Linked DNA regions of Mus musculus: region 2 is linked to region 1. A link is a loop called in an ENCODE intact Hi-C map of the cell type or tissue named here. Cell type or tissue: left cerebral cortex. All regions are shown on one strand. Each heading gives the region's core, and the rest is flanking DNA. Links, peaks and the distances in the headings are about the cores only.

Region 1 (8,517 bases), core at 251-8,250:
CTCAGCCTCCGAAACAGCACCTGAAACAGGCAGCTGCAGATGTCTTTGAGATGAGGGGGTACCAGCTTTGCTTCCTGCCATCATATGATATATATAGTCTAATTGTTCAGTTATTTGATTTGGCAGGAAAAGGTAAGAGGAGGAGATCATCTGATGAAGATGCTACTGGAGAGCCCAAGGCCAAGAAACCAAGATACACAGATAACAAGGAGGTAATGTGGCCTCCTGATTAGCAGTCCTCACCCTAGAGCGAGCGGTCCATAAATAGCCCTCAGATAACAAGCTCAGACAGAACCTAAATGTCCCTTGCTAAGAAGCAGTAGGATTGTGAACTTCAGTCCATTGCTCAGGGGCAGACCAATGAGGACAGAGTGCTCCTGCTGTCTCTGCCCACTTCTCCTGCCCCCTTTATACTGAGGAACAGTGAGAACCCTGGGAGTCTGGGGCACTTTCATGGAAGGAGTGCTCTATTTTCCTTCTGAGCCCTAATGTATTTCACTAAATAGTCGTACTAACTTATTCATAAGAGAAAGCAGGGCTGGGTGTGGTGGTGCATCCCTTTAACTCCAGCACTTGGGATGCAGAGGCAGGAGGATCTCTATGAGTTCAAAGCCAGCCTGCTTCTACATAGTACAGTGGTTCTCAACCCGTGGGTCACAATCCCTTTAGGGTGAAACAGCCTACAGGGATCACCTAAGACCATCAGAAAACACAAATACTTACATTATGAATCATAACAGTAGCAAAATTACAGTTATGAAGTTGCAACGAAAATAAATTTATGGTTGAGGGTCACCACAACACAAGGGACTGTATTAAAAGGTCACAGTGTTAGGAAGGTTGAGAACCACTAACATAGTGAATTCCAGACCAGCCAAGGCTCCATAGTGAAACCTTGTCTCAAAAAACAACAACAAAAGGGGGGTCGGGGGAGAGGGAGGGAGAGAGCCCTTTGGCTGGGGATGTAGCCCAGTTGGTAAGTTGCTTGTGGCATGCAGGAATCCCTGGGTTTCATTCCCCAGGACCAAATAGAAGCAGAAATGGTGCCCAGCGTGATGACCTATGCCTTTAACTTTGCAACACTTGGAAGGCAGAAAGTAGCAGATTTCTGTGATCTGGAGGCTAGCCTGGTCTAGAGAGTGAGTTCTAGGATAACCATAGTGAGGCCCTGTCTCAAAAAAACAAACCAGAAATGGCACTACATAGCTATAATTCTAAGACTCTAAGGTAGAGACCAGAGAATCAGAAGTTATCCTTGACTGCAAAGTAAGTCTAAAGCCAGCCTGGCCTACATGAAACCCTGGCCCCCAAAAAACAACAAACCAATCAGCTCCTAACAATCCTTCCCCTTACAATGCTGGAGTTCCAGGCAGGTGTGAGATCATACCTGGCTGATGATGTGAATGCTCGGAGCCAGACTCAGCTCCTTACGGTTGCACAGCAAACGTCTTTAACGACTGAGCCGTCTCTCCTGCCTCCGGGACTGTCTGTCATCTGTCGGCAGCACTTATCCAGAACTCTCCTCAGGGGGCTCCCCTCTTGCATTCTTACCTATTTAGTGGCCAAAATTACTTTTTAGCTAGATGTGTAGTGATAAATGCCCATGATCCTAGCACTTGGAAGGTAAAGGCAGGAAGGTCCAGAGTTCATTGTGACCCTCGATTATTTAATAAGTTTGATGCCAGCTAAGCTTCATGAGACCCTATTTTTTTTTTTAAAAAAAAGAAAGCAAAGGTAAGATTGTATTAAAATATGCAAACATGATCTATCAGACGTGTTTAATCTGCAGGCCCAACACAAATTCACAGGAAGGTCCTGGGGCTCACCAGCCATCTTGGCCTACTTGTTAAGTTCAAGCCCAGGGAGAGATCCTATCTCAAAAAATAAATAAAAATAGATGTCTAGGACGTTGAGAGATGGCTTAGCAGTTAAGAGTACCTCCTCTTCCCCCAGACGACCAAAGTGTGGTTCCTAACACCTGTGTCTGTAATTCCAGCTCTGAGAGAGCTACCACCTTCTGGCCATCTCGGGGCCTCTGCGCACATGTGGCAGGCACATATACATAATATGAATTAAAGAAAAAAATCTTGTAGGGCTAGAGAGATGATTCAGCAGTTAGGAGGACCCAAGTTCAGTTCTAAACACCCTATCTTCAATTCTAGGGGATCTTATATCCTCTTGTGGATCCACAGGCTCCAAGCATGACACTGGTGCAGATGCAAGTACACAATCACACAGATACATAAACTCAAAACTAAATCTTTCTGGTTGGATGTGGTGGTGCGCACCTTTAACCCCAGCACTCAGGAGGCAGAGGCAGGTGATCTCTGTGAATTTGAGGTCTACATAGTACATTCCAGGACAGCCAGGGCTATGTAGAGAGACTTTCTCACAACAACAACAACAAAGAAAAGTAGATATTTAGCTAGTCCTGGTGTGTCGCAAAGCTTTAGTCCCTGTACTTAAGGAGGTAAATTGAGAAAATGTCCTATTATGTCACTGAAACAGTCAAATAAGATCAGGCCTGGGAAGTATCCTCCAAGCTTAGCCACAAGGAGGCTCTTGAGGACAGTGGTGGGTCTGGAATACCAGTAACAACTGAAATTTCATAAGAGAGGTGGCTGAGCAAAGCCAGAGCTGGCATAGATAGCCAGGAGGGAAAGGAAGCAGGGAAGCATGGGGTGGAAGGAGAAGTCATGACCTGCGCAGGGTAAAAGCTGATGAACAGAGCAGTACAGGAGCCTTGCAGCCTCAGGACAGGAAGCAAAGGGCCTGGATCCTGAGGCCCAGGGGAACGACATGATCTGAAACAGCAGCATGGCCCTTGCCCTTAGGTAAAAGGACAAACGTTCTCCTGGAGAGAGGGAAGAAGGAAAGTGGGGGATAGTAAAGATATTTACACAAAGTTAAATGAGTTCTGGCCTCTATTAGAGGAAAGAAGGTGTCAAATGAGAGATTGGAGAGTAATGGAGAAGAATTAACCAAGGAAGAAGGTGACTTTGTGGAACCTGAAGTTAGACTTCCTTGGGACACACTAATCCACACTCTTGAATGCTTTTCTCTAGCCCATTTAATTGCTACAGTGTGACAAAACAAGTGGAGCTTTACTGTATAAACAAAACAAGCAGAGCACCCTGGGGATGGCGGGTGCTGCATCTCACCGCCTCTCTATCCTCCTCTCCCCAGCCCTCACCAGACGATGGGATTTATTGGCAAGTCAACCTCGACAGGTTCCACCAGCACTTCCGTGACCAAGCAATCGTGAGCGCAGTGGCAAACCGAATGGACCAGGTAATATCCAAGTGGGTCAGCCAGTGATCAGCAAGGAACAAGGTCTGTCATTGAGATGGATGTCAGATGTAGCCACTGGCTCAGGGCCAGGGCCAGAGGCAGTGAAGGTATATTCTGAATTGTCTGTTTTTCAGACAAGCAGCGAGATCGTGCGGACGATGCTCCGGATGAGTGAGATCACCACTCCCTCTAGCGCCCCCTATACTCAGCCGCTGTCCTCCAATGAGGTACGCTTCAGGGTTCTTTCTGGGGGGGGGAGGAGTTGTTTTGTTTTGAACTTTCTGTGTAGCCCCTGGCTGTCCTGGAACTCACTACTGCTGAGCTTAGAGGTGTGCACGCCTGGTTTAGCTTTGTATTTCTGTGCTAGCTTTCTGCTAGGCGTAGATATTGTAGCAGTTATTAGACGTGACTTGTAGATTTCTGATGCCTGTGCCTTGCGTGAAAAGGAGGGTTTTGTTGCTTGCAGTGGGGCAAGGATTTCTTGGAAATGTTAAGCACTGAAATGTTTGACCACCTTAGAATCCAGCTTTTAAAAATGCTAAGCCATGGAGACTAAAGAGATAGCTCAGCAATTAAAGGAACTGGCTGCACTTCCAGAGGACCCAGGTTCAATTCTCAGCACATACAAGGCAGCTCACAACTGTCTGTAACTCCAATCCAAAGGGGTCTTTCTCCTGGCTTCCTTGGGCACTGCACATACATGATACACTTACAGTCATGCAGGCAAAACACATATACACATAAAAATAAATAAGTAAAAGAGAGAAAGTCAGGTGTGGTAACACATACCTTTAATCCTAGCACTCAGGAGGTAAAGGGAAGTAAGTCTCTAAGTGTAAGGCCAGCCTTGTCTACAAAGCATTTTCTAGGACAGCCAAGACTACACAGAGAAACCCTATCTCAAAAAAACAAATAAATAAATAAATCTTTTAAAAAAATGTTGTTAAGCCATTAAAATTATTATAGTCAAATATCTGTCAAGTACAGTTTATTTCTAATTATTTTAAGAATCTACTAGCCAGGTGTACTGGCAAATGCCTGAAATCCTACCTAAGGCTTCAGGGATTGCCTGCCTGAGCTCAGGAGTTCAAAGCCAAGCTGGGCAACAGCATTAGCTCCGATAAAGGCTATCTTACAATATATACATGTTTGGCCGGGCGTGGTGGCGCACGCCTTTAATCCCAGCACTCGGGAAGCAGAGGCAGGCGAATTTCTGAGTTCGAGGCCAGCCTGGTCTACAGAGTGAGTGTTCCAGGACAGCCAGGGCTATAAAGAGAAACCCTGTCTCGAAAAAAAACAAAAAAACAAAAAACAAAAAACAAAAAAAAAAAAAACAATATATACATGTTTGGATTCTGATGAAAGTCTTGGCATTTAAAAATTACTTTTTTGTTGTTGTTTTGTTTTGTTTTTTTGTCTTTGTTTTGTTTTGTGTTTGTTTGACAGGATTTCTCTGTGTAGCCCTGACTGTGTCCTGGAACTCACTCTGTAGACCAGGCTGGCCTCGAACTCAGAAATCCACCTGCTTCTGCCTCCTAAGTACTAGGATTAAAGGCGTGTGCCACCACTGCCTGGCAACATTACATTTCTACTGCTTTTATAATTATACTTACTTAAATATTGCTATTATGTTTTATATTGTTTCTAAAGTTTTTGTAGTTGATTGATTTGTTTGTTTTAAAGACAGGGTCTCTGCTGGCCTCAAACTTGCCCTGTAGACCAGGCTGGCCTCTGTCTCCCTAGTGCTGTGATCAAAGGCCTAACTTTCTGAATTCTTGTCCCTTGTAAATTTCATGAGCTTCTTGAGCCTTATACGTTGTAGCTTCCAGAGTCTTAGAAGCCTCCCTCCAGAGTAGAGTGTTTACCTTTGGAGGCCATAGCTACGCAGTAACCCACAGTCTTCCTCCCTAGCCTCTGGGGAGCTGGTGTTAAGTACAGGCATATACCACTACACTTGGTTGTAGTTTAATTAATTATTTATCACTGGACACTTGGGTTTTTTCTCCTTCTACTCTGTTTCTGTCAGGGTCTGACTGTGTAGCACTGGCTATTTAGAGCTCACTATGTAGACTAGACCCCAAATACAGAGATCTACCTGCCTCTGCCTCCCAAGTTTTGGGATTAAAGTTGTGCAGCCCTCTTGGCCTCTTTACTCTTATAAGCAATGATACTATGAATATTTCTTTTTTTTTTTTTTTTTTTTTTTTTGGTTTTTCGAGACAGGGTTTTTCTGTGTAGCCCTGGCTGAATATTTTTTTAAGATTTATTTATTTTACGCCGGCATGGTGACGCACACCTTTAATCCCAGCACTCAGGAGGCAGAGGCAGGCAGATTTCTGAGTTCAAGGCCAGCCTGGTCTACAAAGCGAGTTCCAGGACAGCTAGGACTATACAGAGAAACCCTGTCTCGAAAAAAAAAAAAAAAAAAAGATTTATTTTATGTATATGAGTACACTGTAGCTGTCTTCAGACAGAAGGTGGCACTGGATCCCGTTATAGATGGTTGGGAGCTACCGTGTGGTTGCTGGGAATTGAACTCAGGACCTCTGGAAGAGCAGTCAGTGCTCTTAACTATTGAGCCATCTCTCTAGCCCATGAATATTTCTTAAATACTTTTATGTTTTTGAAATCTAAACTTAGGACATCTTGTTTCAGTTACATTTAGCAATTCTGCGTTCTGACCCTGTTTCCAGCATCTCCTTCTGTCCCACAGATCTTCAGGTCCCTGCCCGTCGGATATAACATCTCTAAACAGGTTCTCGATCAGTACCTCACGCTGCTGGCAGATGACCCAGTAAGTCTCTTGCCCCCTTAGTCTGATCACAGTTTCTCTCCTATAGCCTTCTTGTGTACTTAGCCATCCCAGACAAAGTCCCTTCACCCAACAGGAAAGCTACCTGCTTCAGTCTCTTGACCAGATGTGCTCCGTGGGAAAGAGAATTATGCAGTTAACACCGTTCACTCTCTTTCTTCTTAACAGCTAGAGTTTATTGGAAAGTCTGGCGACAGTGGCGGAGGAATGTTTGTCATCAGTATCCTTTCAGCTGCCTGTCCTGTCAGGACCTCTGAGTTAGGAAGCAGGGCCTGGGAAAGATTGTTCTGGGTTTTTGTTGAGACAGTCTCTGTAGCCCAGCCTGGCCTTGAACTCACTGTGTAGCCTAGAAGTTGGCAGTAAAGTCCTGATCCTCCTGCCTTTACCTCCCAAGTGCTGAGTTAGACACATGTGCCACCTTAAGAAAAGAGTTTGTCAATGCTTAATATACTAAACAAGTTTTAAAAATGAACTTTCTATTAAGTTTTCTGTGAATTTCAGTGAGTTACATTAATGAAAATAAAAAAAGGCTCCAGCTGCCACTCAGTAGCACCACACTTACTGTTCTAGGTTCTGGGCCAGATCACCAGCATTGCCACAGACAGGAAGAGGGTGGGGTGGGCGGGGAGCTAAGAAAGGGAGGAAGCTGGGGAGAGGCCAGTGTGGTAGTAAACCCTTATAATCAGAGCAGTTTAGGGGCCGAGGCAGAAAAGTTTAATGGTCAAAGTCAGTCTGGCTACATAGCAAGACCCTGTCTCAAAAAAGAAAAGATTTAAAAAGAAAAAGAAAAAAAAAAAAAAAAAAACACTTAAGCAAACCCTACATATCAGACCTGAAATGTGAAAGCAAAATAGCAGTTAATTTTTAGTTTTAAATTAGGAATTTAGTCATGAAACTAAGGTAATAGTGACCAGGCTAAAACATTACTAGATGTCCTTAATCCTCTACCTAAAGACCTCCATAAAGCATTAGCGTCCCTAGCCACTGCAACTCTGGAGTCTGTCATCCAGGAGAGGTAAGAGGCTCCTTGACTGGGGTTGGGCTCAGACACTTGCTATCCACACCCCACTGAACAAGTCATTAGGTTTTTATGGCATACCCCTGCCACACTTGGTCTCATCTCTCCCATAAAGTTAATTCCTAGTTAGGCAAATTAACCAGCCACCCTAAAGCTCTGTAATACAAGCACTGTGGAGTAGGTAGGAGTAGGTAGGCATCTGGTAACGAGTTAGAGGAACAGTGCCATCACCAACCTCAGGAGCTGTGTCAGAACGGATGCAGTTTTCCTCTCGGGTCCCGATTCCACACGTAGACTAGTACCTCCACGCTCTGAGACTAGGAGCTAAAGCATGCCACGCGCTTCTTTGTCCCTTTCCAGATTCGGGTCTCGCTGTGCCAGGATATTCCGTCTGGTATTGCAGAAGAAACACCTTGAGCAGAAGCAGGTGGAGGACTTTGCAATGATCCCTGCGAAGGAGGCAAAGGACATGCTGTACAAGATGCTCTCGGAAAACTTCATCCTGCTGCAGGTGACCACAGCCCCAGTGCATGCTGAGCAGCAGGGCTGACCTTGACAGCCTGGGCCCCCAGACAGACACCATAACCACCTCTGAAGCAGAAAAAAGATTAACACAGACATAGCAAATCCTCCAAGGATCATGTAGACTTTAACTGGCCTCTCAGAGAGACAGACAGGGTGCACCAAGAAATCAGCTCACAATTATAACTTCCCTGCTCTTTCTAGCCTCCAGCCCATTATTCCTGACCTCTCTCAGCCTAGATCTTTAATAGAGTAACTTGTTCAGCATAGCTTGGATTCTGTAGTTCTGTATTGAGGACCCTTTGAAGACGTAGGTTGATAGATTTTGGAGTCAATTCACCAAGCAAGTCAACTACCATCCTCTTCATATCTGTAAAATGGTGGTGGCTGCTGAAATAAAAGCAGTGCTTTGCACCAACCACAGTAATGCATACCTATGATTCGGTACTCAGGAGAGTAAGGCTGAAGGACTGAATTTATTTATTAATCACTGTCACAGTTATTAATAAAGGCTTGTGTAGAGTTTGCTCAGTAAATATTAGTTGCCTTTCCTTTCTTCCACCCAGGATGCTGATAGACAAATGGAAACTGGGCAGCCTGCTCCATGTGACTGATTATGTCATAACCATAGCCCCTGATTGGCTAAGAAGGAAAGAAGATCAGTGCTGACAGTACCAAGTGGATGGCTGTTTATCTTGCCCATTCCAAATAACGTACAATTTCTCTCTTTATTTCTGTGGACAAACAGGAAATTCCTAAGACGCCAGACCACGCCCCGTCCAGGACCTTCTATCTGTACACTGTGAATGTGCTCTCAGCTGCCAGGATGCTGTTGCACAGGTGCTATAAGGTAACGTGTGGGCCTCCTCCTCGT
Region 2 (8,517 bases), core at 455-8,454, 150 kb before region 1:
TTATTGTAAAACTGTAAGCCGAGACTGGTTCTGATCTTCATGGGTACTTCCTGTAGCTACAGGTTCCCCTTGGCCTGCCCACAGCCACTACCACTCAGCCAGTTTCTCCTGCCAAGTACCCAGCTCTTTCTCTGTGATATTCAACAAGCTCTGCAAACTCACAGCTCACCTTTGATCTCCTGGTAGAAAATTAACAACTAATTAGTGTTCTGAAGTAGAACAGAAATGATAAAGAAACAATCTTTATCAGTCATGTAAGGTGGACCTTGGACCAAAGTTGATTTGTTAGCTATGTATAAAATAGAGTTTGTTTGTTTATTTTTAAGAACACTTCTTCCTATTTCATAAACACAGCTGATCTCGAGGTCAGTGTGTGTATTCAGAGTATGATGTATTTCCAGATGACATCATTCAGGCTGATGAACTGTTAATAGTAGGACGGGTGTCACATTTCTTTGTCCCGGTGTGGACTGTTTAGCTTACTCTGAGCTGAGCTGAGGGGTGTGTACTGCCCTTGGACCCCATCTCAGCATAGCGTGTCCTCCATCTGAAAGGCAGCAAACTGGGCTGCAGCCCTGAAGACACACCGCCAAGGATGCTTTAGCCCTTTGAGGATGGCCTCAGATTCACAGGCCTCAGGGTGGAGGCAAGGACACAGCTGTGGGTAGCTTCTCTCCACCTAAACTTTTAATAAGGATCTCTCACTGAAATTGACATTTTAGCAGCACCAGCCAACATTCCCAGAATCTGCCTGTCCCTAGCTCCCGACGCTGGTGTCACAGGTGCATGTGGCCATGCCCAACCTTTATGTGAGTGCTTAGAGTGTCAGCTCAAGTCTTCCTGCTTTTACAGCAATCCCTCTCACCCCAGCCTTAAAGGACTCAATTTTAATGCTAACTCAGCAACATATTCTTTCTGCGTGTGCCATTGTGGCATCTGATCCTTCAGGTCATCCACACGTCCAGTGGTCCATGAACTTTATTATTGATGCCTGTGTGATTTTTCTCATTTAAATATCTCCGGGCTTGCTGGGCTCACTGGGAGTGAGGCACTAGGGAGGCAGAGGCAGGTAATCTCAGATAAATCTCACGTTTTCTTGGGTTTTTTTTTTTTTTTTTTTTGGTTTTTTCGAGACAGGGTTTCTCTGTGTAGCCCTGGCTATCCTAGAACTCACTTTGTAAACCAGGCTGGCCTCAAACTCAGAAATCCACCAGCCTCTGCCTCCCAAGTACTGGGATTAAAGGAGTGCACCACCATGCCTGGCTATAATTTTTTTTTTTTTACTGGGCTACACTTTTAGAGGTGAGCACTCTGTCACTGCTCCTATGTATCTGGTCCACCCATGACACATGTACTTCTTCCATGGCCATTCTCAGAATAACGAGCTTTTTAGATGTTGATGCAGCCCTGGCCTCACATGCCTGAGAACAGGCAAGCACAGGTTCCCAAAACTGCTTCTCCCTGTCAAGCAGTGCAGCAGAAGAGAACTCCAATGTGTGCCTCAAGTGAGAGTCCCAAGAATCCTTGTGCAATCTTCCTGTGATTTCCTTGGTCTTTACTCCTGGCAGTGCTGTAGTCAGTGATCCTTTCTCCATAGCACTGAGAGCAGTCAGGTGCTGCTCAGTTCTGTCCTCACCCCGTCCTCTCGCTTCTCCAGGAGGAGCATGTCATCAGCTATGGGCTTCTGGTGATGAGTGTTTTCCGCCCACCTCTCTCCACTGGCTGGCTGACCCTTAAGACTTGATTGAGTCAGCTGACTAGGGATCCAGTACAGTCTTCCCATGGGTATCTACCACCTGTAGGTGTTTGCTTCAGAAGCAGCCAGGAGGACTGATAGACTCTGTCTTGTAAGTCACCACAGTTCACATCAGCTCCCACGCTGCCCGGAAGTATAATAGCCTCTCCTTCTGTTCTCATGGCAGGTGAAGTTCTGGTCTCAGCACATCTCCTTCATTCTGGTTGGAATAATCATTGTCACATCCATCAGAGGACTGCTGATCACACTCACCAAGGTATGTCGTGTCACCCAGTTTAAAGGCCGTTATTTAATTGCATGACTTCTGAGTTAGATCCTCAGCAACAGTCTGAACAACTCAGGCGACACACACACACACCAAAGAAAAAGACCTTTCTGTAAGTCGTGGGTAACGTATGACAATATCTACCAGCCACAGATCCATTCCAAAGGTAATGAAGGGTCCATTCTGTTCATTGATCTGTCGGATCATCTATAACCAAGCTTGTCACAGGGGATTCAGCAGGTACATAGGAAAAAAATGAAGCCGGGTGTGGTGGCACACACCTTTAATCCCAGCACTTGGGAGGCAGAGGCAGGCGGATTTCTGAGTTCGAGGCCAGCCTGGTCTACAGCGTGAGTTCCAGGACAGCCAGGGCTACACAGAAAAAACCCTGTCTTGAAAAAACAAAAAACAAAAAAAGAAAGAAAAAAATGACTGAGATGGACATTCAAGGTTCCAGTGATTGTAAACCACAGAGAGGAAGACAATGGAAGTGGAGGACAGAGCATGCAGCTCTTTCTTTGCAGCATAAACCAGGTCATGTGGTGATGAAAAGTGGGTCCTCCCTTGTGATCCAGACACTGAAAGGAAAGAGATAGGGAGGGAAGAACTCGGACCCCTTGACAGCTGCAGGTGCCTGGAGTGCTCCCAGATTGCTGGTCAGTGTTGTGGTGATGCCGGGCGGGGCGTTACAGCTTCTGAAACTCAACAGCCAAGGTTCCCTTGTTGAGTCAGATGAAACCACCAACTATCTGGGGAAACTGGTTTGTGTTGTATTTGAAGGCCCTCTCTGTAGCCTTGCCTCCCGAGCCTGCTGTACTTTTTGTGCCACGAAAGAGGGTGGCTGCAGCACATTGTCATGAGCAGAGCCTACTGCACCACTGCGCTCATCTCTCTCCCTTCCTCCACAGTTCTTTTATGCCATCTCCAGCAGCAAGTCCTCCAACGTCATCGTCCTGCTGTTAGCGCAGATAATGGTAAGTTTATTGACTGCCTTTGTGTCTACAGTTGTTGAGTGCCCAAAATGTGATTTTGTTGGGGAGGGTTTTTGTTAAAACAAAGTCTACGTGGTCCATATTGGCTTCAAATAATCTATGTAAAGAAGGGTGGCCTTGAACTCCTGATCTGTCTCTGAAGTGCTGAGACTTCAAGCATGCATGCACCACTACATACAGCTTAGAAATGCTTGGGGTTTGGTTTTTGTTTTCTTTGGGGAAAGAGAGGGGTTATGTGTTTATGTGTATACATGTGAATCCAGTTGCCCATTGACTCTCAAAGAGGGTATCTGATCCCAATGAATGTTCTGGGAACCAAAGTTGGGTTATCTACAAAAACAGTACGTGCACATGTAACTACTGAGCCAGTTCTCCAGCCCAGGAAAAAAAATTAAATGGTTTAAGTTGGGCCCATACAATGGCTTGCTCTGTGGCTGCTAAAGGTGGTAGCCTCCAGGCCTGATGACCTGTGTTCAGTACCCAGACCCACATGGTAGAGGAGTGAACCAACCCTGGCAAATTAACCTCTGACTACACACACACTGAAGAAGATGCACGCCAATACACCTATGTGCACAAATAATTTAAGAAATGTTATGTGTATCGGTGTTTTGCTTACTTGTATGTATATAAACCAGGTGTGTGCCTGATGCCATAGAGGCTGGAAGAGGGTGTTAGACCCCTGGGACTAGAGGTACAGGTGGTGTGAGCCACCATGGGCTGCTAGGAATCAAGCCCATGATGAAAACGTAGTCAGCCTTAACTACTGTGCTCTCTTTCCAGCCCCAATAAATAACTTAAAGTTTGCACTGGCTTGCCCCTCAAAACAGAGTAACTTCTGAATTACTTGGCTCGACTTTGCAGGGTATGTACTTCGTGTCCTCTGTACTGCTGATCCGAATGAGCATGCCCCCGGAGTACCGCACCATAATCACAGAGGTCCTCGGGGAGCTTCAGTTCAACTTCTATCACCGTTGGTTTGATGTCATCTTCCTGGTCAGTGCCCTCTCCAGCATATTGTTCCTCTATCTGGCTCACAAACAGGCACCAGAGAAGCATATGGCCCCCTGAACTCAGACTCCCTGCCAACTTCAGGAAAGGAGACACAGTGGGGAGACCAGAGCCTACAGCTCTTTACACAGGCAGAGCTGCGAGTTCTGTTCTGCCTCAGGCACACGCCTACTTCCTCCTGAGATACTGGAGTCACTTCGACTGAGGCACAAGAAGAAAACCCGCAGCATTCAGCAGGGAGCCGCATGGATCTGAGGCTGTGCAGTGAGGAGGAGAGGGCCAGAGCATGAGGATACCCCGGAAATCCTGACTACACGGCTTCCCTCGAAAATGCTAGTAAAGTCAGTTTGTAACACTCTGGCCTTGGGGTCACTTGTCCAGCACAGCTTGGTGTTATGCTATTGTGGTCTGACGTGAAATGCATCTCTCCCCTCACCCAACTTTACCCCGTAAAAATAACCAAAAGGTTGTTTCTTCTTTTCTGAGAAAGGGGTGATAGGCAACAGATAGATTTTACCAAATAGATTTTAGGTATACCAATCTTTATTTCCTCTTAAATTAGAGAAGAGTGAATGTTCCGTGCTAATCCAGCAGTGGCTGGCTCGGGTTGGCTTTCCCTCTGCCTCAGCGCTGGAGGTAGACGTTAACTGGAACAAGCCCTTTCCTGTTCTGAAACATAAGCCCTCCGACAGTAAAAGGAAGGTGTTGAGGTTTTTTTTTAATACTCAAATGTAACATAAGAAAATGCTGAAGTATATTTCCTGGAAGCCTCCCTTTATTACTAAGACCACAGTGTGTATTTTGCATGTTTTGGGCTTCTGGAAGCAAATGAGAAAGCATGAAATGTTTGTATGGAACAAAGACACTATTCGGATTCTATTAGCCAACAGGGAAGTTGCAAACAACTCAGAAGCACTTAGCAATGCTGCTCAGCCACAGCATTGCTACAAAAGCACACTTCTATAACAGGCATCTGCTTGATTCTTTAATTAGCAGCGCTCACATGGACAGTGAATCATCCCAGGTGCTCAAGCCTGCAGAAGGAAGAGGTCTCATCAACAGAAGTGAAAAGTTGCACTTTGGAAGATACCACATAGAAAGACCCTGAACCTGGTCCCTCCTCTGGCTAAGTTGAGCTTAAATAAGCAACCTGCAGTAGCAGCCCTTACAACAACAGACAGTCTGGGGGACAGATGGTCCAGAGGAGGTCTGACGGGGTCGGCAGGGCTCATTCCTCGGAGAGGCAGTTCCTGGGCCCTCAAGAGGAAGCATCATTTGTTCTCTTCACATCTCCGTGTCTTCAGAGTTAGACGAAGAGTGCGAGGCTGTGCTGAGAGTCTGTGCAAAGGAAAAAGACAAGGGTTTACTGCAGCAGGAAAGAGCAAGGCTGATCTAGAGCTGGCATGCCTTAAGTCAGAGAGCCAGGCACCTCTAGATGTAATCCGAATCTTCACTTGACTTGCTTCCAGATTACTGTTTAACACAAACAAGTTTCTCATTGTCTGTGTATATACCAACATACACATAGACCATCAGTTTTCTATAAGGCCAGATTAGTACTATAATTGGCATGACCTATCAGCAGTATTAAATACAGTAGAAAACTATAGTGACTTTTCATAGGAGGCCTGATTCCTATAAATCTCCTTCTATGAATTTGGATGTCAGTTTACTTTTGAAACTCAAATTTATCCATGAAGAGAAAATTGACCAGAAAAAAATTCTTCTGACAAAAATAATTGTAATTCCTGACACTTACTAAACATGGAGTCTAAGCCTCTCTCTCTGTTTTTACTTACTGTGAGCCAGGCACAGTTTAAACACTTCTGAAAACAACTGTACACATTGTCCATGTTTTATAAGTCGGAAATCTGGAGCACAGAGCCAGGAACTGGTCCTGCGTAATCAGGTCAGGTTCTTCGGTGGTCTCCATGATTTTGATAAACTGATTTCACTTACTAACTGCCAACTGCATGCTAAAAAAATAATGACACACCACAAGCCTGGCACTCAGGAGGCTAAGACAAGAGGATTGCAAGTTCTACACCAGCCTGGGCTCCACAGTGAGGCCACATTTCTAAGAAGACAATAAATTTGTCCTCATAATGCCTCCTTTGTCACAAAACCCTGGCAGGTTGGCCACCCTGTGTCACTGGGAAGCATAGGCATGAGGCACTGGCTGGGGACTACCCCAGGGAAGCAGGGCCACCACTCACTCGGTCTTTTGCTGGGTGGGCGTCATGCTCGGACTCCGCAGACGTCTCTCCTTTTTCATCAGGGCCAGCCACCAGGGGCTCGGCCATGGAGGAAACGATGGGGATTTTCTTAGCTTGGAAGTAGCTGTAGGCCATCTTTCCACAGACCAACAGAGTGACGTGCTTCCCGCTGCTCTTGATTCTCTCCACCACTCTGTCGTAGGGTTCCTCTTGCACGTTCTCCCCGTTCACTTCGATGATGACGTCCTCATTCTCCAGCCCAGCCTTGTCAGCAGGGCCACCCTGCTGTACCTGTGAACAGAGGTTCTGAGTCGGTTCCAAGCATGGAAGAAGGCGTGCCGGGCAGCTTCCCTCCTGAACAGCCTCAACACTTGTTAACTGCGCTCCTTTATGGCCTATACACCCTGAACTCCACTGGGCTCAGCCACACTGGCAAAGCACTGCACTGAACATGTGCTGGGCTGAAGGCATCACGCCCCCATCTTAGGATCCCAACTTGGAAGCTACAGGGTGGTCTCATTGCTCTCCCCTACAGGGTTCAGGCACCGTGCACATCCACAGCAGTGGGCAAGGAGCACTCTCAGAGGCGGACTTCCAAGTGTGACCACTGTTAGTGTCACGGAGACTTGTGGCTTGCACTGAAAAAAAAATCCCATCCTAATTGGCTGTTTGCTGAGCTGTCAGAACTAGTCACCATACCTCTTTGACAAAGGAGCCAGGCTGACCCCGAATGGCATTCAGGTGAAAGCCGTAGCTATCGTCCTCTTTAAGCAGCCTGCAGAGCTTGGGCTTGTGACCCTCCGCGTCCTCTGTGGGCTCTGAGCCTGTGGCCTCCAGAGGAGCAGGGATCGGAGCTGGGCCTTCCTTGACAGAACCATTAGGCAGTTCTTGACTTTGGCAGTAAAGAAGTGGAGAGAACCGAGCCTTTGGAAAATAAAGGGGAAAAAATATACATCTGAGCAATTACACGTCACTGAATGTCATGGCTTAATACACAGGGTGTCTCACATGTATGCTCCTCCTCAACAGGAGGAGGGGAGAGTCTAAAGTTTCTTTCCTACTGCCAGAGAAGGTAGAAACGTGCACAGACACATACATGTGCATAACAGAAACAGTGCACAGTTCTGCACCAGACCCCAGAGCTGTCTCATGGTGTTACAAGCTTTTCCCCACAAAGGCAGGCAGGACACTGCGCACTGTCTACACTCCCCTTTGGGAGACACCTTTGAGGGACTACCCCAAGGCCCTGTTCTCCCTGCCCTTCAGTACTAAAGGACAAAACATTTTTGTGATGAGTTTTGTGAGAACCAGCTCTACACACTGATAATGAGAGAGGTGCCCATACGGTGGCACAAGTGAATCCCATCCCCCAGCTTCCGTCTCCCAGGGCTGCTGTTTAATGATCTTGGCACCTCTCGTGGCGGGCTTCCCCCTGTCTGTAAGTATGCTTGGTCCTCTCATTTTCACAGCCAAGGCCGTGTAGGAAGCAATGGCGGCCGTGACAGAGACAGAACGCCAAGCTTAACTCGTTTGTTTTTTATTCTTTTTATATATATATATTTTGTATTTTTATTAGATATTTTCTTTATATATATTTTAAATGCTATCCCAAAAGTTCCCTATACCCTCCACCTGCCCTGCTCCCCTACACCCACTCCCGCTTCTTGGCCCTGGCATTCCCCTGTACGGGGGCATATAAAATTTGCAATACCAAGGGGCCTCTCTTCCCAGTGATGGCCAACTAGGCCATCTTCTGCTACATATGTAGCTAGAGACAGGAGCTCTGGGGGTACTGGTTAGTTCATATTGTTGTTCCACCTATAGGGTTGCAGACCTCTTCAGCTCCTTGGGTACTTTCTCTAGCTTCTCCATTGGGGGCCCTGTGTTCCATCTTTTTTTTTTTAATAAGATTTATTTATTATTATAAAGAACACTGTAGCTGTCTTCAGGCGCGCCAGAAGAGGGCATCAGAACTTATTACGGGGTTTGTGAGCCACCATGTGGTTGCTGGAATTTGAACTCAGGACCTTTGGAAGAGCAGTCACTGCTCTTACACACTGAGCCATCTCAACAGCCTCCTGTGTTCCATCTTATAAATGACTGTGAGCATCCACTTCTATATTTGCCAGTCACTGGCATAGCCTCATATGAAACAGCTATAACAAGGTCCCTTCAGCAAAATCTTTCTGGCATATGCAAATAGTGTCTGGGTTTAATGGCTGATTATGGGATGTATCCCCGGGTGGGGTATTCTCTAGATAGTCCATCCTTTCCTCT

Evidence for each region. Hi-C counts contacts between places; a loop is a spot of excess contacts. Peaks named below come from ENCODE experiments on the same cell type or tissue, not always from the same donor. Only the 100,000 strongest peaks of a DNase experiment are listed, where the experiment ranks them.
Region 2: it touches region 1 in a loop (2.3-fold over the local background); 2 of 42 quality-filtered maps call a loop at or near these places.

The regions. Positions count from the first base shown.
Region 1 is chr3:96,714,235-96,722,751 of GRCm38, reverse strand. Polr3c (polymerase (RNA) III (DNA directed) polypeptide C) reads left to right here. Exons shown (of 15, transcript NM_028925.1): 5 at 127-212; 6 at 3,187-3,291; 7 at 3,426-3,518; 8 at 6,005-6,085; 9 at 6,272-6,323; 10 at 7,058-7,118; 11 at 7,482-7,632; 12 at 8,392-8,493. Among named protein-coding and RNA genes, the nearest start is that of Gm22581, 5.9 kb to the left of the region's middle. In left cerebral cortex, for the core only: a CTCF peak has its summit at 3,502; a DNase peak (open chromatin) is centred at 3,472; H3K27ac peaks cover 196 bases.
Region 2 is chr3:96,866,955-96,875,471 of GRCm38, reverse strand. Pdzk1 (PDZ domain containing 1) reads right to left here. Exons shown (of 9, transcript NM_021517.3): 7 at 6,940-7,164; 8 at 6,241-6,531; 9 at 4,546-5,362. The coding sequence ends at 5,309. Gpr89 (G protein-coupled receptor 89) reads left to right here. Exons shown (of 14, transcript NM_026229.4): 12 at 1,923-2,012; 13 at 2,930-2,995; 14 at 3,878-4,406. The coding sequence ends at 4,084. Among named protein-coding and RNA genes, the nearest start is that of Gpr89, 34 kb to the left of the region's middle. In left cerebral cortex, for the core only: no CTCF peak of the experiment used is centred there; DNase peaks (open chromatin) are centred at 4,204 and 5,053; H3K27ac peaks cover 984 bases.